3 separate regions of the Mus musculus genome follow, and regions 1 and 3 are each linked to region 2. The links are chromatin loops, found by intact Hi-C in ENCODE. Cell type or tissue: heart. All regions are shown on one strand. Region 1 overlaps Itpr1 (inositol 1,4,5-trisphosphate receptor 1). Region 2 overlaps Itpr1 (inositol 1,4,5-trisphosphate receptor 1). Region 3 overlaps Bhlhe40 (basic helix-loop-helix family, member e40).

What was found. Peaks named below come from ENCODE experiments on the same cell type or tissue, not always from the same donor. Only the 100,000 strongest peaks of a DNase experiment are listed, where the experiment ranks them.
Region 1: it touches region 2 in a loop (2.1-fold over the local background); 9 of 42 quality-filtered maps call a loop at or near these places.
Region 3: it touches region 2 in a loop (4-fold over the local background); 2 of 42 quality-filtered maps call a loop at or near these places.

The regions. Positions count from the first base shown.
Region 1 is chr6:108,322,874-108,330,873 of GRCm38, reverse strand. The region is part of intron 4 of Itpr1 (inositol 1,4,5-trisphosphate receptor 1); the gene reads right to left. Among named protein-coding and RNA genes, the nearest start is that of Itpr1, 110 kb to the right of the region's middle. In heart, no CTCF peak of the experiment used is centred here; DNase peaks (open chromatin) are centred at 253 and 4,063; H3K27ac peaks cover 1,992 bases.
Region 2 is chr6:108,227,606-108,235,605 of GRCm38, reverse strand. All of the region lies in intron 2 of Itpr1 (inositol 1,4,5-trisphosphate receptor 1), which reads right to left. Among named protein-coding and RNA genes, the nearest start is that of Itpr1, 19 kb to the right of the region's middle. In heart, a CTCF peak has its summit at 3,119; DNase peaks (open chromatin) are centred at 2,215 and 7,945; H3K4me3 peaks cover 36 bases; H3K27ac peaks cover 2,373 bases.
Region 3 is chr6:108,664,971-108,672,970 of GRCm38, reverse strand. It overlaps Bhlhe40 (basic helix-loop-helix family, member e40), which reads right to left. Exons shown (of 5, transcript NM_011498.4): 5 at 6,046-8,000. The coding sequence ends at 7,639. Among named protein-coding and RNA genes, the nearest start is that of 0610040F04Rik, 8.0 kb to the right of the region's middle. In heart, no CTCF peak of the experiment used is centred here; DNase peaks (open chromatin) are centred at 1,950, 4,480 and 5,210; H3K4me3 peaks cover 1,166 bases; H3K27ac peaks cover 1,966 bases.

The DNA.
Region 1 (8,000 bases), 95 kb before region 2:
TATCTGTGTGGAGGTACAAGCATGAGAGTACAGGTACCCGCAGAGATCAGGAGAGGTACTGAGTTGTTCATTCTGTCCTGGGATTTTACTTTCCCTGACAAGGGTATGTATAGGACATGATCTAGGGAGCAGCAAAGAGCGCTGGCTCTCAGTACACTAGCTGGGAAGCAACCCAAAGCTTGCAGGCATCGTCAGGGATCTCGTGAGGCACAGCAGCTACAAGAGTGCTGAGCTGAGCCTTGCGAGAAGCAGTGCCCTCTCCCTCAGTGCCTGCCTACAGTTTCTGTTACAAGGACTTGTGTGACCAACAAGACAAGCACCCAACAAGCCACCACTGCTTAAAGGGCTGGAGAACTGACACTGCTGGTAAGTGTCGGCGGCACGTGCATGAGGATTTCAGTTAGGACACCTAGCACCCATGTACTATCAGACACAGCGGCCTGAGCCTGCAATCCCAGAGCAGGGTGTGGGAGCAGGGTTTGGTGTCAGGAGCATGAAGAAGGTGCATTCCTCGAGTTTGCTAGTCAGCTACCCTATCCCAAATGGTGAGTATCTGGTTTGGTGAGAGACTGTGTCTCAACAACAACAATAAATTGAAGAACAATTGAGAAAAGACATTTGACATCAACTTCTGAATTCTGTGGGCACACACACACACCCTTTTACACACATATACTCACAAAATGTAAAAATAAAAACTCTTCATTGACCCAGTATATATAAATGGACTCTTATCGAGAGAGTCACAATTAAGAAACAAACAACATCTGCTGATCATTTATACCTTTTTTTTTTCTGAAAAGATAAAAACCAGCAGAATAAGTTTCAGAAGGGGGTGGGTGTTATGAGTGTCAGTTCCTCACCAGGATAATTTCTTACCACTAAGGTATCAATGAAAAAGAAATGCAAAATACCACATACGTAAGACCCATCCTGTCTCAAACTTACTACACGATTAGTACAGAGAGGAGGGTTGCTCTTCCTGACGAGTCTGCTGCTCGTGCATTCAGTAAACATGCAGCAAACAAATCAATGGGAAGACGGGCAAGATCAAAGGGCACCCTCAAAAAAAACGGCTCGCAAACTTACTCCTATGTCTAACAAACGCCTTTCAGTAAGCAAGTTATTAACTCCAGGTCACTGTAGCGGAAGCTGGTTAGACACTGTTGTGTCTACTGAACTCTAATCACACTTCCCAAGCTGTGGCCTCTGAAGTTAAGTGACATTTTCCAATTGGGAGTGCCAAGCAAACCTGGTGTTACCTGTCTGCAAAAGGAATAAACATTGTCATTAGGAGACGAAGGACAAGAAGTTACTGCTTTTCCATTTGAGACACCCAGATGTCTTCTCCAAATAGAAAACTTAAGATGATACATGTAGGGTCACCTTTTGTCACCTTCCCTGTGTTGGGACAATCTTTCATACATCTTCTGGAACTGGAAGTACAAGAAAGAACTACTTATCTGGCCTCTAGCTGAGAATTCAGGTTTTTTTCATTTAGATTGGCACTGGTCCTGAGAATGGCAGCTACCAATCAGCTGAAACAGCAACTCTACCCAACTCTACTCACCAGCAGAACATAGATACCTGCCTACACCTGTGTAGTTAGATGCTGCATCCTGGCCTCTACACCTGAGGAGATGTCTGCAAGGACATCAGATGCCCTACTAAAGAGCACCTTAAGGAGCAAGGTCACATGGCCAAGGGCAGCACAGAGTCCCTTCAAGACAGAGTAGGGATGGAGTCATAGGACCACAGGGTTCATATCACAAATCTGGCAGAAACATCACAACTTCACTGTACTCAGTACTGACTTCAGCCTCTACACAGAATGTTCAGGCTAGGCAAGGGTCTTACTGTTCAGCCGGTGTTAGTCATTTTTATTGTTTGCAATGGACAGTCCTAGGTGACTTGAAAATGACAAAACATTTTTCACTCTCAAAACTTACACTGACTCCAAAGAGAACGCCAACTGTTGTTGCTGCTGCTGCTGGTGGTGGTGGTGGTGGTGGTGGTGGTGTGCAGGTACCCACAGAGACAGGTCCTACCTGTCTCTGCTGCTCACTGCCTGATCAATCTTCTCCAGAAAACTAAACTTTTCCCAGTCTTCCTGTCTTCCCCCTTCAATCATCCCTTGGAGATTGCAAAGCCCTCTCTATTCATATAAGAGCTTCCATTCAATGCCCTGTAATTAAGAGGAAGTGAAGATCTGTGTGCATCCTCCAACGTTCAGGAGTATAGTCTGCTCCATCGCTTACATTTTGAATAATTTGGGGGAAATTATCTACATATTTAAGTTTCTTATCTCCACAGGGAATAGCCACAAGAGCTAGATCACAAGTTAACTTTCAAAATGAAATCAGCTACTTCACTTGAAGGCCTCTGAACACATCCTAACACAGTGATGAGTCAATTAAATACCATTGCTGTGAAACAGTGGGCAGGCAAACGGCACAGTCACGCAACACCGAGATGCGGGGAGGCCATGCTGCCCTAAAAAGCAAGCCAGTGTCACACGAAAACAGCAGGGACAGGTTTCACAAATATTATTTTACTTTGAGTGAAAGGTCACAAGGCAGTGATAACAAAATGAGTCTGTTGACACAGAGTGGCCCCATTTATATGAAATTCCTGACAATATCAAAACAGTGGTCACCTCTGTTGGGGAGTGGGATGCTGGTGCTTGGAGAGATCAGATGCGTTTTAGGGAAAGAGTAATTTTCGGTATATTCAAGCATGGGAATGAAATGAGTAGGTAAAATTTAATCAGTGATACATTTAACGTCTGTACATATATATGTGTACATAGATGGACGTATATATACATACATGTATTTAAAAAGACCTCAAACAATGAATTTCTTTTTATGGTTCCATGAAAAGGAAGATCTTGCTGATAAGGAAAAGGAAGAAGAAAAACAAAATTTCCCTTCAAGAAAAAGGTCAAAAGTGTCTGATTTCTATCACTAGAAAAATATGCTTTGTTTGGTCAGGGTTCAGGGTTGGGAGTGGGAAGGGGAGGGGAAAGCGAGAGAGATGACATCACCAACTTCCCCTATGGCTTCAGTCTTCTGTGTCACCAACACAGACTCACTCAGGCAATGCAGTTTTTCAGGCCTGATCCCTTTTGGCCCAGGGGGCCTGCAACAGAGCACAGGACGGCTTTCCTGGGTTGCCGATTCTACCCCAACAGCTGGAATTGGAAGCAACTTGAAAATGTCCTCTCAAACCAAATAACACAATGTCTGGAAATGACATCACGTTAATCAAGTCCATGAAGCAAGGTGCTGGCTCGTCACTGCTGAAGGTCGGCGCTGCACGTCCGACCGTTCTCCAGTCTCCAGGTTTTACTCTTTGTTCAATAGAAAGTCTTAAAAACCACCTTTGAAATTTATTTTCAAGCTTACACTTTTTAACCAAACCCAAAGAATTCACTTGGTTCAAGGAGGTTTTGGCTTGTTTGTTTGTTTTGTTTTGAAGCTGTAATTCAACATAAAGGGAATGAGAGAAGGTTGTGGGGGGAAAAAAAGGAATGCTGGATGGATCTATCCAATAAAAAGAATCTAACACATGGACACATGGAGAGTCGGGGGTAGAGCGAGAAAAGTCACATTTGTGACACAAACAACACTGTAGGCTTTGGGGTGAAAACTCTTGCTATATTGAACTCATTTCACCTCTCAGAGTCAAAAGCAAAGAGATCTCACTGCACCAGGCCTGGTGTTTCAAAACCTGCAGCCTTAGCCACGCCAGCTTATAGCCACCAAAGGGCTTTGGAAGGCTTAAGGCAGCCTGGCATGAAAGGAGTTACATAAGTTACCAGGCTGGTCCTTCCCAGAGTCTCCTGGAAAAGTACACTTTTTTTTCACTACACAAAAGGAAAGTAGGCTGTTTCTGCCCCACGATGTGATGTGCCTTTCACTTAAAGTCAGTAAAACCTGGTTGCAGGCACCATGGGAAGCCTGAAGAGTGTCTGCATCACGGGGACACGGGGACACAAAAGCAAGCCGAGATGCGAAAGCCATCTAGCGAAGCCCTCGGCGGAGCTTGGCAGGTACAGGCCGCTGGCAGGGAAGGAAGATCACTGTGTACACAAAGAAAGAAGCCAGAGGAGTCAGTTGCTCGGGAGCCAGGCCCGTAGCCCCACAGATGATTTCCTCATCTGTGCAGTGGGTACGGACTGGAAATAGAAAAGGAACCAACAGCCGAGCAGAGCTGCCGCAGACGGCTTTGCCTCAGTTCTCCACAGGAAGAGAACAAGGATGCCTGCCCATGTATACTTTGCTATCCCTTTCTTTCCTGCTTGCTACTTAGAGAGACGATGAGAACCTAACCTGGACCACCCCAGGACTGTGCTCCACCCAGCACTCCGAGACAGCTCCTGTCAGGTGGGTGTGGGGCCATGCCCTCACCATTCAGAAAAGATCATTTTTAATCAGCACTCAAACTCATCAGCCTCACTGAGATATTTAAAGACAAACAGATCACTGGACTTTGTTCATTATCTATTTCGTCATTCTTTCTTCCCATCTCACTGTTTTCTTCTCCCAAGCAACCCCTTCCTAATTTCGTGTCACGTGGACAGATAGATTGAAATACGGATCCTACACATAAAGAAAACATGATTTTGCTTATCGCACCAACCTGCAGATAGACCCACCCCTTTTCCTGCGACGTACTGCACTCTCACTAGTATGTGCACCGCTCTTTCTCTATCTGTTCATCTAGGGTTGAGCCTCTATGCTGGTTCCGTATCTGATCCACTGTAACCAGCACATCACAATCCATGTCCCCAAGCATCTTGGTGGCGTGCTGGCTTAGATCCCTTTAGGTATGCACCCAGGAGTGGAAGAGCTGAATCACCGGGTAGTCCTATTTTTAGCTCTTGAAGGAACCTCTAGACTGATTTCCATAGCGATTGCTGCAGAAGTTACATTCCCACCAGTTGTAAATAAGGGCTCCTTTCCCCCACATCCTCACCAACATTTGTCATTTGCTTTCTTGATCGACATTCTGACCAGGGTGAGGTGGAATCCAAATCTAGTTTAAATGTAGTTTTCCCTTCTGGCTATGAAGGTTGAACTTTTTGATGTACAGCTGTTAACTCTTCATGTCTTCCTTCGATGCCTGTTCAATTCATTTGCCCATTTATTGACTGAATGATGATTTTTCAAGGACTTAAACTTTTTACTTTGTTATATATTCTAGGTATTGATCTCCAACTGTACGTGTCACGTGCATAGCTCGCAAAGATTTTCTCGCAGCCTGTACGCTCGTCTCTTGACTCTATCACTTCTTCTACTGTGCCAAAGCTGTCTAATTCCATGCAATCCCATTTGTCAATACTTGGGATAATCTCCCGAACTACTGGAGTCACTTCGAGAAATGTCTTGCCTCTACTTATAACTTCAAGTGTTCCCCTCTGACGGTTTTAGAGTTTCTGATGTTATATTAAGGTTGTTGGTTCATTTTGAACTGAAGGGTGAGAGACAGGGACCTAGTTTCATTTTCCTACATGTAGATATGCAGTTTGCACAGTACCACATTTGATATTTGCACGTATTTATACCTACCCTCAGTGAACCTAACCCTAACTCTATGCCTAGCTAAACAGAAACTATTACATTGGGGCTCACTTTACAGACATCCAGTGTCTGCCCTGAAGATGAAAACTGTTTTCTTACTTTCTTTCATGACCTATGCTTCATGTGCTTACACATTATTTTTAGCCTAGCAAACACAGCCCACTACTAAAGCACTTTTCAAAAATTCAAAATATCTGCCAAGAAGAATGACTGTCAAAATTCTCCTACCACAAAGGTTTAGTACAGTCCTGCCTCAGATGTTGGGGCCTAATCACAAAGTCTCAAGAAGATGCTACAAATGATTCTAACATACAAATGGTGTGCTTTGAAGAACAGAGTTGCTCAATGCTATATGTATTTTGGGCACCATTAATAATCCCTTAGAGGTGAGGACTGCTTTGTACTAAAGGACGCTGCCAGGCTTTAGAGATGGTTATCTCCCAAAGAATCACAATGTAGAATCTTGGCTCCTAGTGCAAAGGTTGTGGTGAGGTCATGGGGCTTATGATAGTTAATCCTTACTGTCAAGTGGATTCAGAATCACCATGGAAACACGCCCCTGGATGTGCCTATGAGGGTGTTTCCAGAAATGCTTAATTGTGGAGGGAAAAGACCTACCCTAGATGTGGGTGGCACCATCCTACAGGTTGAGATTCAAAACAGAGGAAATGAGCTAAGAGCAGCACGCATCTGTCTACTCCCTGGTTCTGTTCTGACGTCTTTTTATCCTGATGGCACGCCTATAGCAACATGATGGACTGCAACCGTAAGTCATGGGCCAAAACAAACCTTTCTTTCTGGAAGTTCCTTTGTCAGGGATTTTGTTAGAGCAGTGAGAAACGGAGCTAATCTAGGGCTCCAGTCTCCATTCACCAAACAGTTGAATGTTATCTTTTAGGAGTGAATCAAATCTGGTAGATTCAATTAGTTCACTCAAGGAAGGCTGTTACAGAGGGAGGCTGGCTCTTCTCCAGTCTCCTGCTCTCTTGCCCTTCCAAGTGCCAGTTCTGCAGAGGATATTAAGCCCTTACAAACACTAGAATCATGAGCCAAATAAACCTTCTATCTCCTGAGCTAGCCAATCTCAGGCATTTTGATACAGCAATCTAGAAGAGGTGCTAAGCAAGCATCATCCTTGGGCTTTCAACCATAGTTGTCAATTGCACTCCACTCCTGCAGGAGTTGGCCAAATGTCCTCCGGGGGATGAAATCACTTCCCATGAGAATTGTAAAATTAAGCTTTCCTCCCCACTTTTTCTACAAACCAATGTCCTCCAGCTATAAAGGAGAAGGTGACTGATGAAGACAAGACTCGGGCATAGGGTATGTTAGAACCTTTAGAATGATGTCTCAGAAGCATCATGCCATCCAACATAATGAATGTAATTCACTTTCTAAAATTACTTCCCCCGTCTAAAACCCCATAGGGATGTGTTAGTCACTGGGGCAGCCTTCAAAGCAATGCAGTTCGTTGGCCCATCATTTGGGAAGTTGCATCATGAAGAATGCTTTCCATCCAGCTCTCCATGGTGGTTGCCATTGGGAGCAACTCTTAAGATTTTATACCACATGTCCTACCATATAGTAGATGGTACCAGGGTAGATGGATGGGCCTAGGAACCTTCATTTCTCATAAATTCTCCAGGTGACTCTGATTCAAGAGGCCGCAACATATTGAGAAACACACAATGTAAAGGTTGGCTGAGTTTTCAAAATACAGCACTTCTCAGATTGCACCATGCAGCCAGCTTGCCTGGAGATCTTGATAAAATATGATCTTTGATGTAGGCTCAGGAGAGTCCAGGCACCTATATTCCGAAAAAGATCCTGGTCTAAGACTCACTAAAGAACAGAACTGCCACAGACTTGAGTCACTAAGTCACTGCCAGCAATCAGGGTGGATCTCCCAGTCTAAGGACATCTTAAACAGTTTGTCAGTGCAAATGAGCAGATGCTTTGAAAACTACTATTACCCGCTGTAGAAAGAACTTCAGCCACATGTGTCAGCCCTTCATTTGGCCCATCTGTCTCTCCTGTTCCATTTCTTTAAAATGTACCCCCTCCATGAATACACCACTCTGGCCCTCTCCATGTCATTACAATTCTCAAGTATGTGCCATGTATCACCCTTCTGGGCCTTTACCAAGTAGGCTCTCTCTCTTGTAGAAACTGTATTCCACAACACCTTACCCACATCAGTACCACTACATGCCAAGGACTATCTTCACTCATCAATAACAGTCTGAACTCACCTCAAAGTCAAGTTCTCCAGGTTCTAAAGAAGCCTCTCCTGTCCTACATCCTACCCTGGAGAGCTTTTGTACTCTAGAACTGCCTTATAACTAGAATATATGTATGGGTATGTTAGATGTTAAAAACATATATGATACAATCAGAAAACACCTTTGACTTTCA
Region 2 (8,000 bases):
CAAGGAGCATGCGGAGGGGCCAAGATGCCAGCTACTGCTCTCTAGAACCCTGTCACTCATACTGCTATTTCTTCCTAAGGCCCTTGTATCTAGAGTCAAACCAATGTTTTGAACAACATGCAAAAAAGAAATACCAATGGAAATCCCTCCACCCCCCAAAAAATGCACTTTAGGTCCTTCTATTTAAAAGCATTATCATAAATGACCAGAAAGTTAACATACTTCTGGGACCAATATTTTCTTTCTTTTGAAAAAGAAAGAGAGGGGGGAAGGGAGGGAGGGGGAGAGAGAGGGAGGGAGGGAGGGAGGGAGGGAGGGAGGGAGGGAGGGAAGGAGAGAAGGAGGGAGGAAGGAAGGAAGGAGAAAAGAAAAGAGAGAGAGGTTATAAACGTTTTGAGATAGCATCATATGACGTAGCCCAGGCTGGCCGTGAACACAAGAGAGACTACTGACTCAGATTCTCTGCCGAGATTAAAGTTGGCACTCTATACCTCACTAGGGATCAAACCCAGAGCTCTATGTATACTGGGCTAGTGCTCTACCTCGGCGCCATCCCCTCCACCCCACATTGTGATAATTTTACATGAAGAGGCCAGAGACCATGTATAATAAAAGCACAAGATGATTGTTTTGCTTCCTCTGCGCTAGGGGATCGAATCTCGGATCTTGATATGCTAAGCCAGTGCTCTGCTATGTAGCTATCTCCCGGCTGTAGGGCTGTAGGACTGGTTATTAGAAAAGAAGTTCTGTTTGACTGACTTCTGAGTCAGGCCAAATTTGTGTCTGTACATACGGGCCTCCCAGAGGACCAACGGGGAGCTGCTGGATGCAGGAGGGCAGGAATGTGCTTAGGCAAGACAAGCAGGGCCAATTCGGAGTGACTAAAGCTCTCCTCCCAGGCCGTATCCTTCTAAAGGGCATTTGGCTCCGATGAAGGCCAAGCCAGACAGCAGCAGCATGATATTGTCCTTCAAATCTACATCCTCTTCTGGGTATCTTACTGAAAGTTTCTCTCACTGTAAAGCAGCAGATACAACCCAGGGTTCTGTAGTAGCAGAGTGTGACATAACCTGTAAGGCCTGGGACATGACAGCAATGGCAAGACATGACAGAATGAGTGAACCTGCAACCTGACAATCACAACAGGTTCCTGGACTTCAGTTGACACTAAGAATCTACAGCAGTCCTATTTGTCCCATCCAGGTTCCAGCCTGACCCCACCCGGCTTAGCTTCTGAGATCAGAGCAGATGAGAAACTCTCTGAGTAGCTTGGAGCTTGAACGCTTCAGCCCCACCATTAAGCTGAATAGCTAACGCCTGTCAAGGACTATCGTGTCCACCTCTGTGCTGAGAATAAGATTGTCTCAGAATCCTCCAGACATGTGGCACGGCGTGACATAGGTCCACCCCTCTTTTGTTGTTGGGGAAACTGAAGAACAGAAAGGTTCACATGTTCATCATAGATAATTAGTCAGACAGGAGGCACAGAGATCTACTGAGTTCTTACATGGGCTTCTTCATCAACAGTAATCCCTGGGAAAATGGAAAATGTCCACTGTTCTTATTCTCTGGGTGGCAGTGGAGAACTGTTCACTTTTAATGTTTTTTTTTAATTTATTCTTCTCTCATACAATACATCCTGCCACACCCTCTCCTCCCTCCACATTTTTTTTCTTTATGGACAATTCTAATTCATTTTTTTCCTACTGCTGAATTCCTCATTTTCCTACCTTAGTCAAATATAACACTTTTGTTAAGTCAGAAGAAAGGGTACGCGTCTTCTTTCTTGCCCATATGCTTATTAAGTAGACAAGATAATTGAACAAGTAACCTTTTGCCATAGTTTATATTTCCCCTGAAAACAGAGGCCAGTACACCCACCACAGTTAATGATCCTCAACTGGGCCATCTGCCAAAGGTCCCAACTTTAAAAAAAAAAAAATTAAGGATCATTAGGGCAGATTCATCCCCAGGGGCATCAGACAGTGATTTGTTTCTTGGATAAGTTGAGTAAGTGAACCACTTCCAGGTCTGGTTGGAAACACCTGGGTCTCCCGCTGCTCTGCCTTTAATGGCACACAGGGATAGGAGAGGGCCAGGAGGAGAGACTCTGAAACAATTATCAGTTGTGTACTGAAAGGGAAAACCGGGGCTAGCAGAGTCAAAACAACAGGCGTTTGGGGCTGGAGGGACTAGGTAGGAAGTAGGCCTGGCAGCAATCATCAGGAAGACTTCCTGTTGTTAGAGAGCTGGGTGGGAGGCCACTTCTTTATCTGATTGAGGACCATTCTGCCTGTATGCCTCTACCAGCCACACGCAGGGCTCCCAGTAGTCCTCAAACACAATGACCCGGTCACTGTGAGAAAAACAGAGCAGGTACCAACCTGCCATGCTGTCCTAACTGTGTCATAACTGCAGCTCCCAACACTACAAGGACACCCAGGGCTCCATGCCAACAGCTCTACAAAACAGGCTTAGTAGTCGACTAAGTCGACCTATGACTCCATCCTGACTCTCTATGTGTAAGGTATTTTTGTATGCTAAGCCCACCAAGACTTCTCGGCTGATGTGGACCTCTGTACATATCTCTACACTGGGGATAGACTTCAGAGACATGTCATAGGGAAGGGATGAGGCCATGAATGCAAAGTGCCTGAGACACGAGCTGACATGCTTTCAGCGTTCACTGCTAGCTCTTTTCTTCAGTTAAAAGATAAAGACTAATTCTGAAAGAATCTAAGATCTCGACCTCCATGAAGGGGGGGGGGGGTTCCTCTGTAATAAAATGTCAGCTAGGCGTTGCCACAAATGACCTCCTGTAAGACCTGTGATGATCCATTTTACTTTAGGGAAAGATAATTATCCTTCCTAATTCCTCTACTGGGAAAAAGCTGAACGGTACAGAACGACTCTCAACTCCCAATCATGAGGCCCGCAGGCCTTTCTGAAGGCACAGAACTATAGACTGAATACACACAGTGGCTTGAACCACTGGCTAAGCATGTCATCATGCATGTCTCTTGTGCACTGCTGGAATCCAGCAAAAAAAAAAAAAAAAAAGTCTCCTCTGGAAGCTCACAGCTCCTGCTTAAGTACACAGCAATTACTGCTGTCCCCACAGGGAGGCAGCCACCTCCCAAAACTTTTCCTTCTCACCTGTCTTCTGAAGTTTCAAAGGCTTCTAAATCTGTGAGGGCTGCATAGCTCTCTCACAATGGCTTACCACTTTCCTTCCACTCTGACACAGTATGGTCTCCAAAGCTCAGCGTACAGGAAGACAGAAGGCTCCGGGCTCAAAGCACCAGCACTGACTCCCAGTTCTGCGAGTTACTCAGTGTAGGAATTCACAACTTCCCTAAACCCTGCTGTCCCCCGCTCTACACTATATACATCTTGAGGTTTGGGTACATGACTGTGACAAGCACCAGCAATGCCCCTGGTATAAAGCTGTGTCACCATCTCTATGACCTACAAGCGCCACCACCCATCACCACCCCCGGCTGATTGCTGCCTAAGGCACCTGTCAGAACAGGATTTTTCCAGAATAGCTGGCCAGAGTAGAGGATAGCTGCCCTGGTGCTTCTGCACACTGCGGCCACAGCAGCCAGATGGAGTTCCCACCCCCTGTGTCCGAGCTTCTCACTGCCTAAGAAATGGGTAAAGAAAAGGGGGTGTTTGGCTGCACTCCTAGGGACAGGGCAAGAACAAACACACAAACACAGAGATCTACTCTAAGAACAGAGCAGAGGGAGTGGCACTCAGTGTCCATGTTGTTCTCTGCCTCCCAGATACTCTCTGTGTGCTCTGCTGGCCCCTTTGCCTAACTAGGATCTCCACAGATCTGTCACTGGCAACAGCATCTAGGGTTCTGCTCCTGGTTGCCCACAGCATCATCACAAGCTTTACGGCATTCACAGTCACCTGCCTAGCTTCAGTGAAAGCAAGCCCTTCGGCTCTCAGTTCAATCATTATTCCCACGATCACTGGGTGAAGACAAATCCTTCTGCAACTTCCACAAACTCTGCCTGTGAGATCTTCTCTCCTCAGCTTGCTTCTGTCACAAGCTCACATCTATCGGTGTGATGCTTGTCTGACACCCTTGAGGGATAGGCAATTCTAGAGCTCTGCTCTCTACACAACTGTATCTCCAACAGCAATGCCTTGCATACAGTAGGTGCTCACAGAATAAGAGTAGGTGCTGTCAGATGAAAGACTGAAGAGCTTGGCTTGAACATCCACTCCTCGTGATTTTAAATCTCAACATTACTAAGCCCTTCATTTCTCCTAACCTCGCCTCGCTTCCGTCAGTCTCAGCCAGCTTCATTTCTTTTTTTCCCCATTTTCACTTGTGTGTAAGCCTGTGGGGTGTGTGTGTGTGTACATAAGTTTGAGTATGTGGGAGCACTGTGAGGGCACACATATGCATGTGTGTACACATCCACAGATGAGGTTGACGTCAGGAATCACCATCAAGCCCAGAGTCTCCAGGATGTCTAGTCTCACAAGCTGTGCCCAGGGATCTTCTGTCTCTATCTTTCAAGGCTGCAGTTGTAGGCAGGTGGCTATGTGGGCTCCAGGAACCTGAACTGCCATCCGTACCTCCGAATGGCAAGCACTTTAACTACTAAGCTATCTCCCCAGTCCCAAATACCATTTTTCAACTTATTTTTTTATTAATATGCATGTATGTGTGACAGCTTGTCCGCATGTGTGCTACATGCGTTTAGTGCCCTCAGAGACCAGGAAAGGGCAATGAATCCTCTAGGGCTGAGTTCCTGGCAGTCATGAGCTGCCATGTGGGTGCTGGAACTGAAACTGGGTTTTCTGCCAGAGCAGCAAGTACTCTAACCACAAAGCCATCCCTCCACCCCATATTTCATTTCTTTCTTTTTTTTTTTCATTTTAATGACTTATTTTTATTTTATTCATATTAGTGTTCTGCCTGCTTGCATCCTATGTGTGAGAGTCTCAGATCCCCTGGAACTGAACTTAAGGACAGGTGCAAGCTGCCATGGAGATGCTGGGAACCAACCCGAGTCCATTGGAAGAATAGGCAGTGCTCTTAACTGCTGAGCCATCTCTCCAGACCCCGTCCCTTTTATTTCTTAACTAGATTCTTGAAAGGTCTAGCCTTCTGACATTTCAACTTATGATTGGCATCTTTAAAATTCACATGCCAAAACTACACAATTGAGTTATAGCAAAAACAAAACTGAAAAAAAAAAAAAACCCTCATGTTTTAAGTAAATTTACAATTTTGTGTTGAGCCAAATCCATAACTATCTTGAGGCACATGTGGGATGTGGATCCAACTTACCTGGACATCTACTTATCTTTCAAAAGACATGGGTTTCCCCTTAATCTATTCTGAACGCAGTCAACATAATCTTGTAGGTACATCAACTAGATCATTTCTTTTCTCTTTTTTTTTGGGGGGGGGTGGGGGTCGAAACAGGGTTTTTCTGTGTAGCACTGGCTGTCCTGGAACTCACTTTGTAGACAAGGCTGGCCTCGAACAGAAATTCGCCTGCCTCTGCCTCCCAAGTGCTGGGATTAAAGGCGTGCGCCACCACACCCAGCAACTAGATCATTTCTTACAACTCTCCAAAATCAGAGACAAGTGCAGCGTGCACACCTGTAGTCCAAACTATTCATGAGGCGGAAACAGGAGGGTGCAAGCGTTTGCAGACAGCCTTGTAACTTAGACCAGAGACCCCCACCTCAAAAAAACCCCAAATACCCCAAATCTACTGCAGCCCTGCTTGCCCTCCCGCCCACCCTCAACAGAATGCACATTTCCCAGAATCCTTACTGCCTATGGCACTCCCTTCCCTCCCTAACATGGCTAACTCCCACACCTCTGCTGCCCTGCTACCACTCTCCTCCCAAACCTGAGTTGCATACACACACTTCCCTCCACTGCACCCGAGCACTCTCCTGGGTGTCTCCCCATCACTTGTCTGACTTGTTCTCTCAGCTCTGCAAACTCACAAGGAGAGGACCACAATGGCCTCACTCTGTAACAGCCCAGCACCGGGGAATGTGGTGATCAGCCTCACTGGGATTCCATGTCACCAGGGTGGCCTCTCATCTGTGGCCAAAGTTGCCTGCTGATACTCTTTGGGGGCGATTATCTTCTAAAGTTAATTAAAGCTAAGTTTGTAAACTCTTGGATCAGTGATACATAGAACTTAAATCTAGTGGCACTTTTTAGATTTCTGTGAGAAATAAAAGAACAAGAAACCAACCTCTTTTTAATCTGGGACAACTGCTCTCAGATCTGCCCTGTTGACCTCTACTCCTCGAGTCCAAAATGGCTCCTGAATGCTGGCAAGAGAGTGTGCTTAGAAACACCGGCTCAAATGCGAGCACTCTGGCTGTGTGTCCTTAAGCAATAGAGCTAGCTTCTCTGATCCACAGCTCCCTTATACTAAGCAGGTGGAAGGAGGGAGGAATTCTTTGCAACTTTCCATAGTATTTGGGGCATAAAGCAAACAATCCACAGAACGAGCTCAAGCATACCGCCTGGCTCTGACGGTCACTCTTGCATCTCGGAACCAAGCTGAAACAGAAACACTGACTTCAACGTTCTTTCTCCAATGCCCTTACCTTGTGATGATTCCCCTTGAAATACACTTCTTACTTAGCTGCTAGTGCTAAGAAAAAATGCAAGGGGGGGGGGAGAGGACCCACAGGCCCGAAAATATTTAAATCCTCTGCAAGCCCATGGGGTGTCTGTTGCCAGTACAGCATGTCCCAGGTACCCGAATTCACACCACCCAGAGAGTCAACCCACAACTCCACTCCCTCTCCCTCTTCTTCCCACATCAAACCAGAGGCCCTGCTGGGAAGGGGGGATGGGAGAGAGCTCTTCAAAGGGCTGATAATTTAATTATTTAAAAACCTCTCCTATTTTGCAGTAAAAACAGGCTGAAGCACAGCCCCACTGAAAGAAGAACTATGTTCATTTAATTTTAAGCAGCTCCAGATAGGTTTTACATTTCATTTTCTAAAAGCTCCAATTGGGGGATGGGGGGGGGGGATGACAAAAAAAAAAAAAAAAAACCTCATTTATTATCATTTTCCCATCTCCTGCACACACTTAAATTAATAGCACTTACATTACTTTTCCTTTAAAAAAAATTTAACTTTCGCGTACACACACAACTCAGAATTTAAAAGTTGGGAACTCCTCAAACTAAGTCTAAATTAGAACACTTTTTATTAACTGAGAAGTCACCAGAACACCACACCTGTCGTCTGTCACAAGATCCTTACAAGTGGACAGGAAGCTCAAGGAACACAGAAGCCAACTTAGCACCAGTCCGTGGACTTTAAAACCACAGGTTCGAGCCTGGACTTTAGCACGAGTTTTAGGTCTACGTAGGCTACAAAATAAGGCCTACTTTCAAAACAAGAAAAAAACCCACATATTTGCACATTTGTGCCAAGAATAGCAAGCATTTTCTATGGTAAGATGAAGGCACCTGGCTATCGGAGCTGAACAGTTGCCTTTCAGTAACTGGGGAGGACATAAGTCCACTGACAACCTGACCTTAAAAATGGGGCTTTTAGAAGCTTCCTCAGCACACCATTCATTTTCTGGTGACCAAGTCCCTCACAGATGCTCTGATATGCACCTTCCCAGTGACAGCCTTGCATGCTTCAGCCCAGAGACACATAAAATACTCCCCCACAAGTCTAAACCTTCTTAAACATCTCAGCAGGCCACTGTATTATCAACAGCGTCCACCTTGATCCTTCTAGCTCTGACTGCAGCAGAGACTGAGAAGCACAAAACCTCAAGTTGATTTAATTCCCACTGGACTTCTTGTCCCTAGTCCTGGGGACAGAACTCTGTGACCCATGCATGTTGGCAAGCACCCTACCAGCCAGCTACACTTACAGCGAAGACAATCTAATCTCTATAGTAGACTATTATTGTAGCCCAGAGCTGCAAGAAGAGTCCAGTAGATGCTGTGGAGTGGCAGCTGATGAGG
Region 3 (8,000 bases), 440 kb before region 2:
TGATTTTATCTAGTCTATATATTTCATATAAAAGATTTCACCTAATATGTGACCTTCTGGTTTGCTTCATGTAGCATAGTATTTCTGGGGTTTCTCTTTCTTATTACTTATGCCCGTATTTTACTTTTTTAATCACTAAATTTATTTATTAATTTGTATGTGCTCCCATGCAGAGGTCAGACGACAGCTTCAATGGGTGATTTCTCTCCTTCCACCATTGTGGTCCCCAGAATCAAACTCAGGTCATCAGGCAGCAAGAACTCTGACCTGCTGAGCCGTCCCACCCATCCAACCGGACTACTTTCAATGACGTAACAGTATCCTGCCACATGCATATACCACCATTATTTATGCCTTCGTCTGCCTATAGTCACTCACATTGCTCACATTGACTCTTGCACACATGCCGCTGTGAACATTTGTGTCTATATTTTATTTGGGCCTCTGCTTTCATGCCTGTAGATGTATACACACACACACATCTGGGAAAAGAACCATGTATAATTAGATAATTCTGTATCTTTTTTGAGCAATCGCTTTCCCCCATCAGCTACACCATTTTACACCCTCTGTAGCAACCTCCCATGGTCTCTCCACATCCTCGACAACACTTGTTATTTTCTCGTTTTAAAAAAATGATTGTTATTGTCATAGCCGTCCCCGTGGGTGTGAAGTGATGCATCCCGGTGGTTTTGAGTTGCAGTTCCCCGATGACTAATGAGGTTGAGTGTCTTTTTGTGTGCTTACTGGCCACTTGTGTGTCTCCTTTAGAGGCATTCTACTCAACGTCCTTTGCACTTTTAAAATTGGGTTGCTTCTATTTTTGTTACTTCTGTCCACTTACTAGAAAAGATATGAAATATGAGATATACTTAAAACCTCTTCTCCCCTCACTCTCTCTCTCTCTTTGAGAGAGGCCTCGTGTAGCTCAGGGTGGCCTCAAACTTGCAGTGTAGTGAAGGACAACCTTGAACTTCTAATCCTCCTGCCTCTACCTCTGGAGCTGGAATAATAGGAATATGACCATTCCTGGTGTGTGTGTGTGTGTGTGTGTGTGTGTGTGTGTGTAGAACCCAGGGTCTTTTGCACACTGGGCATGTTTTCTACCAGTTAACCTACAGCCTCAGCCTGTTTGTTCCTTTGTTCTCTTCTCCCTCCCTTCCTCCTTCTCTCCTTCCTTTGTTCTTTATTTCTTTCTCTTTGAAGAATGGCCTCAACTTGAGCTTTCCTAAGACAATAGTTTTCAACCTTTCTAACGCTTCAGCCCTTTAATACCTACAGTCCTCACGTTGTAGTGACCCCCAACTGAAAATTATTTCATTGCTATTTCATAGCTGTAATTTTGCTACTGTTATGAATAGTAATGCAAATATCTGTGTTTTCCAAACGTCTTAGGTGACCCTTATGTAAGGGTCATTCAACCCCACAAAGGGGTCATGACCCATAGGTTGAAAACCACTGTCCTAAAACCATCCCTACCCCAACCCTTCATGATTAATTCTTTCTTTCTCTATCTCATTTTTCTTTCCTTTTTTTTTTTTTCTTCAGGTTTTTGGAACAGAGTCTAACTCTGTAGCCCAAGTTGCCCTTAAACTCTCAGCAATCCTCCTGCCTCAGCTTCAGAAGTGCTGGGCTTATTATAGGCATGAGCCACCACATTCGACTTTTTTTTTTCCTTCTCTTTAAACAAATAAATAAGTATGTTTCCTTCTCTTTGTCCCCTAAAAAGTGTGTGTGTGGTAGGGGGTGGGGAGGCAGGACCAGGACAATGGGGACAGCAGCAGTTGGTGTCACATTCCCTTGGTCCCAACCTGAGGTTGACCCTGTCCCCAGAGCCCATGGGCCAGCTCGTGTGTCCTACCTCCATTACTTTGGTGAGGCTCTCCCAGGAAGGGAGGGGCTGCCTATAACAGAGGACACCCTCTGGGCCAATAGCCAGTCACATCACAAGATAGGTGTCCGGCAGGGACACCAGGACTTCCATTGCCAAGGGGAGGAGCTCTGCAGGCTCATGTTCGGAGGCTGTAAGGCAGATGGCTGGGGAGAAACAGGGAGTGGTGCTGGGTGGGTGGTTATGAGAATGGCCCAAGTGGCTGAGTTGCTGCAGAATCTTAGGTGAAGGAGAGAAGGGGTCATAGTCTGGAACCTTCTAAACCGCTTAGTGATCATTTTCATCAGCAGAATTCTCATTTCAAAAAAGGACTATGATGTGCAGAACACTGGAGGGAGCTGCTCCCCGGTACCAGCAAGAAGCCTAAAACCTTCCTTCCTCTTACCCTGCAGGATCCTCAGGGAAGACTTGAGTCTCAGGAGAGTGACAGTCTCTGAAATGCAACACATTCCCTCTCCTTATAGGACCCTTTCAGGGCTCCAGAGATCCAACACATGCCCTCGGCCCTCTAGACTCTAACCGGATATGATAGCCTGTCACCCTAGTTTCTGCTCCTCAACCAGACCCCAGAGCAAACACTGAGGGTAAGAGTTGGGATGGACTCAGCAAACAGTAGGAACAGGTGGCTCTGTGGTCTGTTTCTGGACTAATGCAGTTTCCTCCCATAAAGAGTTCCACACTCAGGACAGCCGGCCATCCTGCTGGTGACAGTAGCCTGTTGATTGCTGCCTCTCCTGAGAAATACCTTCAGCCTCTCTGAGATTTTTAGCCCAGTGGGTTTTTTGGTTTGTTTGTTTTTTTTGGGGGGGGGAGGGTTGTTCTGGTTTTTTTTTTTTTTTTTTTTTTTTGGTTGGTTGGTTGGTAGGTTTCTTGCTTGCTTAACACAGAGTCCTGTGTAGCCCTGGCTGGCTTTGGACTCTGTGTGCAGGCAAGGATAACCTAATCTGAACAAATTCGTGTGGTGCTGCAGGTGGAATCCAGGATATTGCACATACCAAGCAAGCATCTACCAACTGAGCTATGCATCCAGCTCCGTTTGTTTGTTCATTAATGATTGGTTTTGGTTTGGTTTAAGGATCTCGGAGACCAGAACTTGCTATGTGCTGATGTTGACCCTCAGCCCCCAGTCCTCCTGGCTCTGCCTGCCGAGTACTGGGGTCACAGGTGTGTACGACTATGTGCATCTGTGTTCTAGTTCTTTAGGCAACAGTCTGTTTTAGGGGCATGTAACGGGTGAGAGGTGGGAGGACATTTAACACAAGGTATCCTGGGAAGCTTTGGGCAAATGGCTTTGCTCTGAGCTTGGCAGTCTGAATCTCCCAATAGGCACCCACAGGGCTGCCGTGCAGGTGAAATGAATGTTTGTCAAAGCTCGGCCTTTGCAGCAGTTAAAAGTAAACCCAGCCTGGCATGGTGGCTCGTGCCTTTAATCCCAGCACTTGGGAGGCAGAGAGAGGCAGATCTCTGTGTTCGAGGCCAGCCTATCAAGTTCTGTACAGCTAGGACTGGTTACACCGAGAAACCCTGTCTCGAAAAACCGTTTAAAAAAATGAGGTGGTGTCATATTAGGGAGCACTCTTCAAGGTGCTATAAGAAGTAGAATTCAGCAAGCACGCGGCTCTAATCCCAGTATTGAGGATTTAACACATTTTTGGCTCAAAGAGACTATAGGGAGCTAGCCTGGGCTACATGAGACGATATCTCAAAGCAAAGAAAGACATTAATAAAAGGCCCAGAATAAAGAAAATACTCAGAAAAGTAATAATTGTAATTAGTACTCCATTAACGGTTTCTTTTTATTGTTAATGTAAGAAGGTCGATATAGTTTTGTTGGTAAGCAATAGACACAGCCTAAATGTTTGAGTTTCATTTGCCGTTTGCTACTGGAGCTGTGTGACTGGCTGAGCACATACTTAACTTGTCCGCCGTGCCTTCATTTCTCAAAATCATGGGAATATGAACTGTCCCTACTTCATGCAGGTGCTGCCATCCTCGTGTCCTTGTGTGGGGAAACCTCTGAGAAACGCCTGCCTGGCTAACATTAAATGCCCTAACAATGATTCAGGAGCAGGCTCTGTTGAAAGCTGTCTTCTTGGCTCTCCATTACAGTTCCACAAAGCCCACAGAACCACCGCCCCACTCCGAAGCTGGGTGACCATGAGCCAGTTACCTTCCCGTCTCTGGGCCTGCTTTTATTTATCTACAAAATATGTTATTATGGCCTCTAGGTTGTTAGACCTGCATTAGGGAGGGATGAGCCGTGGGAAGCTTGTCTATCCTTGTTAATTAGCCCTGGGATCCAAAGCTCTGCCTAAACCCAGCTCCTACCCCACCCTGCGCTCCCTCCCGTGCCCTCGGATTCTGTCCCACTGCGCACCAGGGGGCCGCGGCCTTGCCAGCAGCCAGGCCCTATTTCTGGGGACCGAGCGATCCCGAAGCTTTGCCAAGCTTCCCCAAGGATCGGGTTTCTGCTGACGCGGTGCCAGGCACGTCTGCTTCCAGGAACCGGCAGCCGCATTTAGCCGCGGGCCGCACATGAAAGGCTCTAGTCGGAAACGTGACGTTTTGTCAACAGGCGCGGCAGGTCAGCGCTGGGTGAGACCATCCCGGCAGCCCCGCCGAGCACGCCCTGTCTGAAGGCCGCCAGATCCCAGGCCTCTGAGCTCCTTGGCCCCAGAGTCCCATGCTTCACCCCCTCGTGGCTGGCTCTCTCTCTCTCTCACACACACACACCCCCTTTTAAACAGAGGCTTCTTTGTCCCCAACTGGGCTGAAGGCTGGGATGCAAGCCACTTCACACACCTTCCTAAACACCCTTGGTCTTCTTCTGAAACCTGGCTTAGTAAAGTTCAGGACACTTTGGAGGCAGAAAAACAGACAGGCAACTGCGCCTCTCGAAACTGGGCGGGTGTGTGTGGGGGGGGGGCTTCACGTGGCTGATTCTAGAAAAGACATTCTGGGTCGTCTGCCTGTGGAACCCTCAAATCTATTCTTAGTTCAGGGTGCTTGAACCACTTCCTGCTATCCACAGCTACTCCTTGAGCCACAGCTTGGGAGAGAGTTTTGGGGGACTTAACAGGCAGGACGGCTGCAAGAGCAGGCTACCTAAGGCAGGACTTGGAGACCATGCCATCTGTGCTACAGGAATAGTATGAGGCTCAGAATCCTTAAGTGTCTATCAGGAACAGGCACGAGAGAGCATGAGAGAGCAGCGGGCTTTAGAGGCCTCACACCCCACCCCCACCCCTCCTTGTCTGGGCTCCTGACCCAGGGATAGTTGTGCCCGGCACTGACTACCCTGAACACTTCCTTTCACTTGCAGACCGCCAGGAATCAGAGAAGGTGACATTTGAAAGGCCCTCCTCGGTAGGTGGTGCTGAGAATGCCCTGGGGATGACTTCCCTGTAGGGGAGGACTCCAGCCAGCTAGACAATTCTAAATGATTCAGATGCTCTGGGGCCTGGATCACATCCATCAGGAAACCTCAGGACAAATCAAGATGATCGGAGGAAAGCAAAAATACGCAGCTCGGTCATTTCCCACTTAATTTTTTTTTTTCTTAAGTAAGAACGGTAACACACCCAAAGAGAGGAAGTTGGAAAACTGCAGAAAATAATTATGGGATGTTGCCTTCAACGGCATTGACGCAGGATATGGCTAATCCATTAAAACTCGCTAGATTTCAAAGTGGCTTGCCGTAGAGAAGATGTGCTCATTATTGTTGCCTAATAATCCAATAACTCTTCTATATGTGCAGCCTTATAGAAGCCTCCTCTGACACTCTATTCCATGAGCTCAGCCTCTGAATTGTCCCATGAAGTTCTGAAGCAGCATGGAATAAGTGGTTGTCTGGAAACCAACACGAGACAAGAAGAGTTCATTAAGATCTATAAAAGACTGAGAACGTGGCTCACTTGGTAAGAGTGCTTGCTTAAGATGCAGCCCTGAGTTCGATCCTCGGCACTGCATAATACCAGGCATGGTGGAGCATGTCTCTACTGATCCAGGAAGCCTAACCGTAATCCCAGCATCTAGAAGGTAGAGACTGGAGAATCCATTCAAGGCCGCCTTGGCTGCACAGCAAATTTAGTGCCAGTGTGGGCTACTACATGTGACCCTGTTTCAAAACAAAACAAAACAAATCCAGCATTTACCTATTATGTGAACTCAATATTGTTTTTAATGCCAGGCACATGACAAGCCAAATGCAATTATGTCAAGATTAACTAGTCACTGTCCTCAGTTGAGAGGACAGAGAAAGTACCGTGACACTAAGTTATTTTTAAAACCAAGGAGACCATTTCTCTTCCACAGGAAAAAAGCTTATTTTATTAAGTATTTTTAAAACAACTGCTTAACATTTACTTAGATAAAAATATTTACAATTTCACACCTTCAGGAAGGTTCCAAAATATAAACACTGTAACCTCGCCTCTCCCTAGAGAAAAAAATTATTCTCTTCAAAAACAGAAATACATTCATTTTTTTCCTCACTGTGTAGATCAAGTAATTATACAAATAGACATCTGAAACATTTTCCTTTGTCATATATTTATATAATATATATTTATAACAGCTTTACAAATAAAGGCAACAACTTTTATGCCCAAATAAAAATGGGAGAATTTCAACACAAGCAGAGTGCATTTGGAAAGCTGGTGCAGGGCTGGTGGAGCAAGTCAAGGAAACAAGGACTCTGGATCAAAAATAAAACGTCCTTAAAGGAGATGGAACCCTTTTTAGCAAGGACGCTCCATCCACTGCTGGGCAAGAGGAAATAGCCTACAGAAAGGATCTTGGGGTGCCAAAGCTCTGCTAGGCCTTTGAGAAGCTAAGCTTGGTTCAAAGCTTTAGGATACACTTGAAATCCGTGTCTAGCTGTGCAATAAGTGTAGCAATTGATTACTTAGCTCTGTGTACTTTGGGACGTTTGGGGGCATCTCCGAGAGCCTCCTTTGGTTCCTTGGACAGCATGCCGTAGAAGTGAGAGCTAGAAACAGGTGCCAGAGGCCTGAGGACGGGTCTAGTTCACCTTGATTCCCTAGCAGCTCAGCTTGGACAAAGGGGACCATTTTCAGTTCCTTAGTAAACTACTCACAAAAGCCTGAGTTAAGGAACTCCACTCATGGTCTTTATTCATCAGAGACGGGGTTGGGGGGAAGGGACCTGCAGAAATTTGCCCAAACCACTACCGAGACATGCCAGTGTTGGCGACCTCACCACCTTAGCAGAAAGCTCAGCCTGACCACTGTCAGTCTGCTGTGAGTCACCTCCACAATAAAGGGAGAAGGGTGGGGTCCTAACAGCTGGCTGTGAGCTGTGCTCTGGAAAGCCCTCTTTTGAAAGTACCTTTTCTCAAAGCCACAGACAGACCCATGTCCCAAACTGGAGAGTGACTCACAGATCAAGCCTTTGAAGCATATGAAAATCCAACCGATTTGTATCAAAGGGGGGGGCTCTTCTCTGGGTAGGGAAACGCCCAGAGATGTGCTACAGTCCTCCAGTCTGTCATCTGATGTCAGGCTATCCTTCTCGTGTCTCCCTTGTGTCAGAAGGAACTTATTGTCCTACATATACAAACATACATACAAGCACGCACGCACGCACACTCACTCACTCTCACACACACTCTGAATCTTCTCTGTGGGTCTGCAGGGTGGGCTGATCTCTCTGCACTCAGGGAAACCTTTGTGGTTTTTGGAATTAGGGAGGAAAGAAAGCAAGGCAGCAGGAGATCCCTCCAGAGTTTAGTCTTTGGTTTCTAAGTTTAAAGGAGGGATCTGCTTCAAAGCCTGGAGCAAGGCCGAAGAGTCGAGGGACGAATGTGCCAAAGGAGAAGGGAGTCTCTGGGGCAGAAGCAAGGGAGTCGGTATCTTGTCTGGGTTCATGAAGCTGGAGAGGGCTGCAGCTGAGGTGTTGAGGCCTGGGTATAACACTGGCACAGAGGTGGGGTACCAGCATTTCTCCAGCATAGGCAGGTAGGCAGTGGCCGATGGTGGGATGAGATAGAAGGGAAGGCAAAAAGGAGGCTGATGTGGGTGTGGCCCAAGAAATGGGGAACCCATCAGATCACTGCCCGCGAAGTGGCCTTCCTCTTCTGAGAGCTGCA